Linked DNA regions of Mus musculus: region 2 is linked to region 1. A link is a contact called in ENCODE Hi-C or POLR2A ChIA-PET data. All regions are on one chromosome and are shown on one strand. The core of a region is the stretch at or near the end of the contact, and the rest is flanking DNA. Distances in the headings are between cores, read along the strand shown. Region 1 holds the start of Olfr750 (olfactory receptor 750). Region 2 holds the start of Klhl33 (kelch-like 33).

Region 1 (6,028 bases), core at 1,915-4,414:
TCTTCTTGCAGACGCTATTTTGGGTTTAAGTAGAGTCTGATCTCCTTAATGGAGAATCTCATGGGAAATTACCCAGCTCGGGTCTAAGAGCAGGAGGGCAAGATGCTTCTGTCAAACGACTTGCTTCTATGAAGCTCCCCACCAGCTGCTAAGCAAGATGCTAGGATTCTGCCTTCAATACCCTGTGCTGGGTACACTCCAGGCTACACTTAAGTCATGAATTCCTATGTATAATCCCAGACAGTTGGAATAAAGAATTTCAAATGGCTACAAATGTTGTCTGAGTGCTCACCTCCAGTAGACTCCATGTAACAGGACTACCCATAATGAGCTGGGCCCTCCCACGTTGGTCATCAAACCAGAAAACGAACCACGGGCTTCTCACAGGCCAGTCTGATGAGGTTGTTTTCTCAGTTGAGGTTCCCTCTTCCCAAATGTCTGTAGCTTGTGTCAAGCTGACATAAAACTGTCACAGCTTTGTTAAAATTTTTTAAAGGGGGATCTAGATTTTTCTTATTTCTCCTCTGTCACACAAAACAAAACAATTAAAGTTGCCAATGAGAAATACCAAGGGAAAAGGTCAAATCCCAGTATAGCTGGGATCTTCCAGGGGCCAGCCTGAGAGGCTGCGATCTCTGCAGCCTTACCACAAAACAACAATTCTAAGACAGACTTTAATTTATGTGCTTCTTGGTTGGTTGGTTTTTGAGACAGGGACTGTCTATGTGGCCCTGGCTATCCTGGAACTCACTATGTACACCAGGCTGCTGGGGCGAACTTTTGAAGGTGCCTTTTGATCTTCAATTATACTTTCTTTTCCTTTTTGAGACCAGGTCTCACCATGTAACCCTAGCTGGCTGGAACTCACCAAGGAGTAGGTGCACGCACCACACCTACTAAGTAAACAGCGGAAGACGTCTGTCATCTTAGGCACAGATATGCGTCTTGGCTTACTTTGTAGTTTATGTTGGCTTACTATGTAGTTTATATTTTCCAAAACAACCTTTGGAAGTTTGTAGTTAAAAGCCTTTAGGAATGTACTGACTTGAAATATTGCAAAGAGGGCCTGCCAGACTGCACACGCAGAACAAAGGGTCAGGGGGTCCTAAAAAGTGCTACTGTTGCACATTGAGAAACCTATGTAGGTCCTGGAATTCCTTTCAGCCTGTGCCATGGCCACTCTACTCCCACAGACACGAGGCAGAGAAACGATCGTAAGCGGTCTCCTTATCTGGAGTAAACTTGGTGACTCTGTTAATGAAGCCATACTGTTTAGCTTTGTTTTTCTAATTTTTATTTTATTTTGGGTGTATGGGTGTTTTGGCTACGTGTGTGTGTGTGTGTGTGTGTGTGTGTGTGTGTGTGTGTGTGTGTGTGTGCCACATGCATGCAGTGCTCTTGGGGGACAGAAGAAGATGCTGGAGTACACTGGAGACCTATGTTTTAGCAAAGTTGTGGTCATCGATTTTAGATTCAGTGTTGGGCCCAACATCTCTATTCCATCTTAATTTATCCAAAGCCTGCCCCCTAGTGGCACACTTCCTTCAAGGAGACCTCACCCACTCCAACAAGGCCACACCTCCTAAGAGTGCTACTCCCTATGGACCAAGAATTCATACACTTGAGTCCATGGAAGCACCACGCTCCCCTAATTTAGGGTTGATCAGTTTGAAGAAAGAATAGTTGGTTGGCCTATAACTGTTGTGTCTATCAGCTGGGGGCCTATTGGCAAGGGGGAAAAAAGCCTTCCAGGCCTTTGTTTTAAGCTGCCAAGTTTTTGTAACAGATCAGGAGGGTAAGAAAAGACAGCAATGTTGGAAGTTGGTCACCTTTATTACCTAGCTGTGGTCCCTCTCCCTGTCTACCTACCAGAGAATCTCTGTCTGACTCCTAGTCTCACATGGCATACCCCATATTCCCCACATAGGCACATAATTAATAAAATAAGATATTGAAAATAGTGTGAGTTGTTATTACGACGCATAATATAGAGTTAATTCATTTTGCTTGAAAGAGAAATGTAGGCTTGTTCTCCTTGAAGCTCGTCCTGGCTCCTCTCATGATGAAGGAAAAGCTGGCAATGGAGATGTGTGGACCTGAGACTGAGTCCCCACGCTTTCAACTGGCTGTCTTCTTTCTCAAACTATCCCCAAGTAAAGACTGTTCTAACAGCTTGGCGACTACCTTCCTGAACATCTCTTTCAAAGCTTCCTTGACTTGATCGTTGCGCAAGGCATAGATAAAAGGATTCAGCAGAGGGGTCACAAATGTTGTTATCACGGTTACAGACCAGTTAGTATCCACAGAGCCGCTCTGGGATGGCCTTACGTAGAGGAAAATGGCACTTCCATAGAAGAGGGTTACCACCATCAAGTGAGAAGTACAGGTGGAGAAAGCCTTCTGCCGACCGGAAGCAGAGGGGATGCGCAGGACCGCCAGGACTATGTGGCCATAGGACGCACCAGTAATGGTGAGCGAGGACATGATGACAAGAAAGGCCAGGACAAAGTCAGCCTCCTCCAGTCTCGTGGTGTTGGTACATGCCAGGTGAAGCAAGGGTCCACTGTCACAGAAGAAGTGCTGAACCACAGCACCCTGTTTGCAGAAAGGAAGCAAGGCCACAGCCACTGTGGGGCCAAGCACAGGGAGGAGTCCCCCCATCCAGCAGGCCAAGGCCACCCGAAAGCACACGGCTCCATTCATTAGCAAGGGGTAATGCAGAGGACGGCAGATGGCCAGGTAGCGATCCACAGACATGACGGCCAACAGTAGGAACTCAGAGGCCCCCAGAAAGAAGTAAAAGTAAAACTGAGTGATACAGGCAGCAAAGGAAATGGTGTGCCGTCTCGAGAGGAAATTGCTCAGCATCTTCGGAATGATGACAGAAGTGATCAGAATCTCGAGGCAGGACAAGTTAGCCAGGAAGAAATACATGGGTGTCTGCAGGCGGTGATCCGCCCCCACCAAGACAACAATCAACGTGTTGCCTGTTAGAGTCAACAGGTAAACGAAAAGGAACACGGAGAACACTTCCGCTCCTGTGCTGTTGAGATTCGGGAAGCCTGCCAGGACAAACTCCGTAGTGCCGACACTCTGGTTCGCACGTGGAGCCATTATTATCTTTCCCAGCTGTAAAGATGAAACGACGTTCTATCACCCATCCTGAAACTCAGAGAAATTTCCCCTAAAGGGTAGCCACGTCTTAGGAAAGCGTCCGGAGTCTATATCTTCAACGATCTTGTTCTCAAATCTCGACTGATGGCTCTTCATTATGATGGGGAAAGTATCTCTGAACATCAGAGTTGGGTGAAAATACGAGAATGAGATTTTGTGAAGAAACAGAGCTCCGGCTGATTTCCTGCTTTAGAATTCTTGCTGTTTACACACACCCCGGTCTCCTACGCTCTGCTTTTCAATTACAAACTTTGGTAAGGAGCAAGAGAAATAACAGGACAAAGGATTCAAAAGTTTCCTGTGTCAACCTAACGAACTGGCAGAGAAAATCAGGACGAAAGTCAAAGCCCAGGCTTGGCTTGCCCCACGTTTGGAAGCGGATCAAGAGATGGGGTCCTTGCTTGGGTTTCAGTTACCCAGTTAAACAATTAGCTGCAGAGACCAGGGTATTTGATACACCAATTCTCCCCTTTTATGGAGAATTTTCACAATAAACCAAGAACCTAACTAAACTCAGATTGACACAAACTACTTGCATTTCTGAAGTAAGTGTAGTACACATAAAGGAGGCTGACTATAGCAAGAAGCCATATTGATCCATTCACTTACTCGGTTGCATTCAAGCTAAGTGCCCCGGCTAACATTAATATCAGCCCATGAGGCCTTTTTTCAATTTGTGACATTTTCCCTTCTGAGACAGAATCTGAAGCCTTTTCAAAAACAGGCTGTCAGAAACAGAATTGCAAATCACTGTTATAATTAATTAAACTGGAAATGAAGTAGATTCAAGCCATTCCAGTCCCACAAACTTAAAAAAAAAAAAAAAGGTTGAATTGATGGTATTGTAAAGTGCTGTCTCTAAAAGTCTCCACTAAAAGATAACAGAAAACACAAACTAAAGAAAAGAAAAAACTAAAGACTCTCAGTAGCAAAACATCAAGGTTGATTTTCAGAGCGTTGATTTTTCTCTAGCTAAATTGTTCCGAACACACCCCATTCTTGCAGTGACATTTTAGGACAACGGTCCCATTCCCAGCAGATGTTAGACTCCTGACTCTCTACTCTGGTCCCCCTTCTCACCTCTGGATCTCAGATGCGGGAGTGGGAAGCACGTGCCCCTTTCGTCTAGGATACAGGAGCTTTGTGGTTATCCGCCTTAGGGGCTCATCGCTGGCACTTCTCCCTCCAGCATCTACAGAAATCGCACTGCGCAGGTCAGGACTACAGTTTTACCTCTGCTCTCACCATGTGCCGCATTCTGTATTTAGCGATTCAAAGACAGGCCATGTTGCTGGATCACTGTCCAATGCCTAACATGACAGAAAAATTAGGGCTTGTGACCAGTAGCGAAGAAATGCTACTGATATGTACAGAATGCTAGGAAGAACGTGAAACACGAGCCTTAGAGGGTAAGTAGTGCTCTCAAGAAAGAGATGCCTAAAATATAGGACTGAGCACTTGAGGGGACAAGAACACTTCCACGAAGCAAAGCATTTGACCTAAGAACAGAAAGTAAGAGTGAAGTGTAATGAGAAGGCACTGGGCACCTCAAAGCAGATTTTTTTCCCCCCCTGGCTCTCTGTCATTCCTTGTGAAACCACCTCATTGGACTGAGCCTATCTATATCTGAAGTAACGGGGGATGACTCTCCTGCTCCAGAATGCCCTTGATATTTCATAAGGGTAGGACCCTGAAACGTTTATCTTCCCGGTTTGTAAGTCAGTATCACCTCCACCGTCCCACCCTTCCAGCAGCCTGCAGCACTATGAAACTGAGTGTAGCCTGGTATCCTTGCAGCTCTGGGGATGAATCTGCACTTGGGAAAACAAGAAATCGGGTAAGGCCTCTTCCCTTGGGTTCTTTTCTCCTTGGCATAGCCTCTGGTGCTGATCTCCTGCCTAGTGAGCATAGGGGCTTTTCTGACCCTGAGGAGGGTGTTACATTGTTCCTCACAGATTTGCTCTGTTCTGTTTGTCTGATTGAGTGATTTGAGTCAGGGTCTCACTAAGTAACCTTAGACCTTGCTATATAGACCAGGTTAGCCTTGGATTCACAGAGATGGATATAAACACTGTTTCTGGATATACTGCCCCTTCTTATACCAGGAGCAAGTCAAACTTCAGGGCCCAGTCTCCTTCTGTAGATAGAATGGCTCCTACAAAATGATCAGGGTCCTGGGCTGACTTAGGCACAGTTCATGTGAAAGACAATTGTCTCAGCACTAAAATGTCACTGCAAGAACAGAAGCTAGAAGGCAGGGGGTGAACATGGACTGTTACTTCTACCTTAAGAGTACAACACTGCCGGGCAGTGGTGGCGCACGCCTTTATTCCCAGCACTCAGGAGGCAGAGGCAGGTGGATTTCTGAGTTTGAGGCCAGCCTGGTGAGTTCCAGGATAGCCAAGGCTATAGAGAGAAACCCTGTTTAAAAAAAAAAAAAAAAAGAGTACAACACACTTACCAATAGATATTCTCTCTAGTGGTTGAAAAACATATTTTTTTTGACTTGACGGGCTTTAGGAATAGAATGTCCATTGTTTTGCTTTTAGATCACATTCTTCCTGGCTCCTGGATTTAGATCGAGTGCAGGGAAAAATCACTTAAAGTCATTGGTCTCTAATAAATCGCTGTATTACAAGGTAGAATCTTCCATGTGCCACTTTGGTTTCCAGCGGAGAAATAAGACTTGATCCAGACATATGGAGCTTAAGGAGCAGCAGGGCTGGGGAGAGAGAAATTACCCAGACAGCAAGACAATAAAAGAGAGAGTTGGGGTGCAAACATGTCCCAGTGGTCCTCAAAATTTGTGATTCTATGATAACTTCCTAGATCCTGGGCCTGGTAAATCTGAAAA
Region 2 (6,028 bases), core at 1,909-4,408, 170 kb before region 1:
AAGCTGTCCTCTGACTGCACATAAGCACAGGAGTACTCTAGTGTCCTGCTGTTCACACACACACACACACACACACACACACACACACACACACACATGAATCATTAAGTGTAGTCATTTTTAAGTACAGAAGAGTTAAAGAATAGGGTTGTGCTTTGTGTCTAAGGCTTTGTAACCCCAGTTACCTGAAGGCTAATGCAAGAGAGCAGTAAGGTCAACGCCTGCCTGGGCTGCAGAATGCATTCAAGACCGACCTGGGGAACTCAGTGAGACTCTTCAAAAGGAGAAATAAAACAGAAAGCAAAAGCTCAAATATCCTTTCAAAAGATATTTTTATTATTTCAATGATGCTTATGTGTGCACCTATGTGTGAATGTGTGTGTAGGAGCATGGGTTCTCAAGACAGTTGTGATGTGTCCAGTATGGATGCTGAGAACTGAGCTGTGTCCTCTAGAAGATGAGACAGAGCTTTTAACCACAAGTCATCTCTCTCACCTCTCCTTTGTTTTTAGAACACCTATCCCTCAATAAGATGTCAACTAGAAAGAATGAGATGAAATGAACATGGTAGCATATTAATCGTTAAGCCAGTGTGATGAAGGCTTGTGTTTTTCTTTTCTTTTCTCTTCTTTTCTTTTTTTTTTCTTTTTTTGCTTTGTGTTTGAAGTGTTTCGTGACAGAAAGACAAACACTCTGCTAGAAAGTATCTCAGAAAGCCTTAGGCCTCCATGCTCCCTGTGATTTGTATAACTCCAATGCTCTTTTGACCAGCTGTAGAATGTGTATCTCTCAAAGGGATACTAATGATGTTTCCTTTATACATATGCAGTATGTAGTGGCCTGGTACTTCCCAAACAGCAAACATCAGTTACAGCTTCCTGCTCTATGTTGTCTGAGGCAAAAATCTACATTCTGGACAATGAGCTAAACCAGCTCAGCTTTCACATCGCCAAGCAACATTTTTATCTGAGAGTGGATTGTGAAAAGCTCACAGCCACTTGGGATCTCCCTGCTACTCATCACTGGAGCCTACGACTTAAAGTGATGGGTTCCCACACAGCGGCATGAATACATAGGTTTAAATTCATTCCTTAGTGAGAATGTTATAGCTACTATGAAATGTTGAAGTATCACCCTTTTGCTAGTGCCACAGGAAATGTAGGAAACCTTTAGGGCTGACTTTCCTCTAGAGTAACCTCACTAAGCACTTAGTGCTGTGAGTGGGCATGTTGGAGTCAGTCTAGGCTGGTCTTGAACTCATGCCAGTCCTCCTTTTTCAGCCTCCTAAGTGTTACAGGTAGAGGTCACAAGGCACTACTAGGTTTCTTTTCTCTTTCCTTTTTCATTTTGGTTTGTGAGATAGGAACTCCCAATATAGTCCACACTGGCCTATGTAGCATAGGCTGGCCTCAAATTCTGGGCAGTCCTCTTGTTCAGTCTCTTTAGTGCTGGAATTACAGACATAAGTCACCACAGTTTGCTTGATTTCTTCATTTGAAAATTATTAGCCCTGAACTAGGTAATCTCTAAGCAAATCTATTGTAACTTTAAGCTTTGTTGTGTCTCCGACAGACTCCATTTCCCAGGTCAGACATATCCTGGTATAACTGCATAGGGGATAACCGCACAGGGGAAGCAGACTGAAGTCTGCTGCCAGAGTCAAACACACCTAGGACAAAGGACACACTGGGAAACTTGTACTGATGGCCTCGGCTGCCCTTTGCTGTGTGCTGAGTAGATGCCAAAAGGCTCTAGCTAATTTGTTTGAGTCAGTCTCTTTCTCCCTGTTTTGCTGCCATGGACTGTACTCTAAGCCCTAGCCATCTGGCTGGAAATTCTAGCTACCAGGGAGGGGGGGGGGGGGGGGAAACTGCCTGAACTATCTATCAGTTCAAATCTGTCCGGGTGTCTAGGAAAACAATTCAACTGCGCATGTGCATTTCTTGGTGGCTCTGGAGAAGCACCAAAAAGGACATTCTTGCTGAAGCAATAATACAAAACTATTTCGCAAGGCTAGGGGGTGTGGATCCATGGTAGAGTGGAATTAAGGCCTTAGGTTCCATCCCTACCACCGCAAAACAAGCAAAACATGCATTTTTGGCAGTTGTCTCACAGACTCTCACCCCGCAGGCGGTAGCCCTCTGCCTCCAGCTCCAAGTCGCACCCGATGCCCTCTCGATACAGACGCTCAATGCTGTGCAGATTCTCCCTCAGCTCCTCTGCCTGGCTGAGCTTCTTTTCATTTCCCCTGGCTTTACCAAGTCCTTCTGGCTTCAGCTGGGCCGCCTTCTTCACCCGGGGTGCTCCCAGCGCCTCTGCAGCAGCCAGCACTTCGTCCTGTGAGGCGGGGCCCAGCACCCCCTCGTAGGCAAAGGTCAGCGCAGCCTCCCAGCCCCTCGGGGTCACATCAAGGCTGAAACTGGGCTGCTGACCCCCACCGCTCAGCAGCCTGCCTCGGAAGAGGCTGCTAATTGCAGCCAAGATCACCCGATGCACCCCATATACCTGTCCCCCCACAGACACCTCTTCATCCAGCAGCAGCTTCTGCTCCCGCAGTCTCTGCGCTTCAGCGAAGAACTGGCAGGGGTGCTCCACGCTGCACAGCATCTCAGGCTCCGCTGAGTCGTCGCTGTCATCCTGCTTCTTCCCTTTCTCCGGAGATGAAGCTAGAAAGGGAAGGTTTCCTGAAACGAAGGGGCTAGGTGGGTCAGGCTCTGCCAGAGAAAAGGAAAACAAGCCGGGATCCTCATCGGAAGAGGGAGACCGGGAGAAGGTTCTTCCGGCAGGCACAGGTAGTTCAAGACTGTCCTTCTCGATAGGAAGGGAGACATGCTCCAAGTCTGAGGAAAGGCTTGCCATCTTCCAGACGCTTGTGAGGTTGCCGCAGGTGCCCAGGCATGAGAGAAGTATACCTGAGCAGCACTCAGGAAAACAGAACTGTCTTCAATTCAGCTGTCAGTCCCTCACTCCGTCCGGTGACACACTAACTTTGGGCTATATGGCGCTAACTAACCATAGGGTTCACCAAGTGCAACAGAACCACAAACGCCTGTAGCCATCTGGCTCAGGACAAAGCCCCGCTTTCCACTCGTTTTCTTTTAATCCCAGGCAGGAGACACCGGGCTTCTGCTTGCCCTCTCTTGAGTTCCCAGTCTGCTTAGGACTGCTGTGTACGGATCCTAGCAGTGCCCGCACTTGGCTAATTATAGCTAGCCTGAGGGCTAAACCCTCATCTCTCAGTGCTGGAAGCTGACACTCAATGCACTGGGCCAAGTCCTGGGATGACTTCCCCTTTCCCTCCTTCCAAACCTGTAGGTCACAAGAGTGTGTTGAGTGGGGAAAATTGCAAAGCAAAGGGAACGCAAACGTTGGGTAGAGTGAGCCAGGCCAGAAGGACTGACTGTTTTCCCAGTTGGTGGCTGGAGGTGACAGGAGGCTAGTGAGGGAGTCTGGAAAGTCTAGACTATAAACAATTAACATTTGACTCATCTTCCTCCATCATAGCTGTGGGATTTGGGGGGGAAATATCTCTTAACATCTGCCTGACTTTGCTGTTCCTTCATAACCCCAGAGGGTGGACCAAAAGCCTAACACTTTACACAGCAGTGATAACCAAACTGAAGGTGTAAATCAGAGATGTGTATTTTTAGGAACTGGTTTTAACAGGTAATGTCTTCTATGTGGCCTCCACTTCCCTTAAGTCCTGAACTCTGGTGGAAATCTCCTGTGAAGGGATTATATGCAGGTACCACTAGGACTGCCAGAAAGTTAAACTCTAATGGCTCTTGTCCTTCCCTAACCGCCCCCCACCCCCCGGCCTCCTGGCCATGCTCTAAGAGAATTTGAACTCACTAGTGGATTTCCTCTTCAGATTCTTCAGAAAGAGGAAGCTTATATCATGTTGTTAGACATGCCTCTAAACCATAGAAGGGAACAGAAGTGAGGCTGCAGGTCCAGTTGGACCAATGCTTCTCAAGGATGGCTTCATCAGGGTGTCCACCAATGGAAGCTCTGAACTCTCTTCTCCCAAGTCACACTGCCAGCACTCAGAGCTGCCTGCTGGATACCAACTGATGTTTTCTTCATACTCCACCCTGAGACTGAAGTCTGCCTTAGTAAGGACAGGGTCAGTAGCCATGTAGGGCCTAGAGCCTGGGTTATAGAAACCAGTTGCCGGGGCTGGAGAGATGGCTCAGTGGTTAAGAGCACTGGCTGCTCTTCCAGAGGTCCTGAGTTCAATTCCCAGCAATCACATGGTGGCTTACAACCATCTGTAATAGGATCTGATGCCCTCTTCTGGTGTGTCTGAAGACAGCTACAGTGTACTCATATAAATAAAATAAATGAATATTAAAAAAAAAGAAACAAGTTGCCCGTCAATTTTCTGGTGACTGTCATCAAATGCTGGTGACTACAACCTGGCTAGATCTTTGGTCTGAACTCTTTGCCCCTTCTCTGGGGTCTGTTTAAATGCAATCAGGCAGGATCAGAAAAGTAATCAAGAGACCCAAATTCCCCTACATCAGTTTCCAAATAACCTTTCCTGAACCTGAATGGTTCCTGAAAGTTTAAGATTTTAAAATAAACAATTTTATGTGGTCATTTCGAGAGGATTTTAAGGTTTGGAATATTTCACTGGCTCTGTATGTATTGGGGTTTGTTTTGTTTTGTTTTGTTTTTCTGAGACAGGATTTCTCTGTGTAGCCCTGGCTGTCCTGAAACTCACTCTGTAGATCAGGCTGGCTTCAAACTCAGAAATTCTCCTGCCTCTGCCTCCGAAGTACTGTGATTAAAGGTGTGTGCCACCACGCCCGGCAAAGATTTATTTATCTATTTATTTTATGTATATGAGTACACTGTCATTCTCTTCAGACACACCAGAAGAGGGTATCGGATCCCATTTACAGATGGTTGTGAGCCACCACATGGTTGCTGGGAATTGAACTCTGGACCTCTGGAAGAGCAAGCAGTCAGTGAGTGCTCTTAACCGCTGAGCCATCACTCCAGCCCTGTATGTATTGTTTTAATGGTTTTAGTACTAATAAGCAGAGAGCTTCAATTATGACCTCAAACTTTCAGGGAATAGAGACAGAGGAAGTTCAAAGGACTTAGCAAGTGCTGTGTACGGTCTGAAGAATGATCCTCAACAGCCATGCTTCCAGTTTTTAATGAATGAGTTTATTAAATATATAGCAAATAAAATTAAAAGAATAAATGGCAGGTAGGAGACAGAATCAGTAGACAGCAAAATACTACCAAATGGGCACCCATGATCATCCAGCAGAAATCAACTGGAGGCTAATTGAGGTAGCCAGTTCAGGCAAATCAGGGGTCATGGGCACAGCAGAATGTCTCTTGGGTGAGGTCACTAAGTAAAAGAATAAGCAGCAAACAACAGATAGAAAACATCACCAAATCAATCCAAAGAAAGAAACTGAGGCAGTCAGCCACAGCTGGCAACTGAGAGCTTTATTTTTGCAGTTGAGCCGGGGTTCTGGCTTCCACTTCCCGCGGATGACACTTCCACATCAAGGAATAAACAATAATCACCCTTCCCTGAAATGGCTTACCTTAGCTGTTCACAAAATCACAATGTTTTAAACATTCCTAGATGCTTGCTGTCGTTTTTTCTTTGTGTCACAGAGGCAAGGGAGGCCAGTTTATACCCAGATAAGGGTCCACGGAGGACACTTTGAGACAAATCTATTTAGGTGTGAAATGGAGGTGGAGTTCAACCCTGTTTCCTGACAGAGCTTCTCAGTGAGATCTAAACATATAGTGGTTTTCATAAGAATGGCCCGTGTCCTAGTTAGAGTTTCCACTGCTGTAAAGAGACACCATGACTAAAGCAAGTCTTATAAAGGACAATATTTAATTGGGGCTGGCTTACTGGTTCAGAGATTCAGTCCATTATCATCATGGCAGGAAGCACAACAGTGTCCAAGCAGGCATGGCACTGGAGGAGCTGAGAGTTCTACATCTTGTTCCGAAGGCAAACATCAGATTGGCTTCCAGGCAACGAGGAGAA

The links. A loop is a pair of places that touch in the nucleus more often than their neighbours do. ChIA-PET counts read pairs that join two places held with the same protein, here RNA polymerase II (POLR2A).
Region 2: a map of gastrocnemius shows a loop between it and region 1 (2.2-fold over the local background). The contact joins the promoter of Klhl33 here to the promoter of Olfr750 in region 1. A Hi-C loop is called at or near these places in 1 of 37 maps with a recorded cell type or tissue (gastrocnemius). POLR2A ChIA-PET finds 5 or more read pairs at or near these places in 1 of 5 experiments (Patski).

Annotation. Positions count from the first base shown.
Region 1 is chr14:51,068,278-51,074,305 of GRCm38, forward strand. It overlaps Olfr750 (olfactory receptor 750), which reads right to left and starts at 3,165. Exons shown (of 1, transcript NM_207558.2): 1 at 2,034-3,165. The coding sequence starts at 3,114. The coding sequence ends at 2,119.
Region 2 is chr14:50,894,325-50,900,352 of GRCm38, forward strand. It overlaps Klhl33 (kelch-like 33), which reads right to left and starts at 3,159. Exons shown (of 4, transcript NM_001370764.1): 1 at 2,124-3,159. The coding sequence starts at 2,859.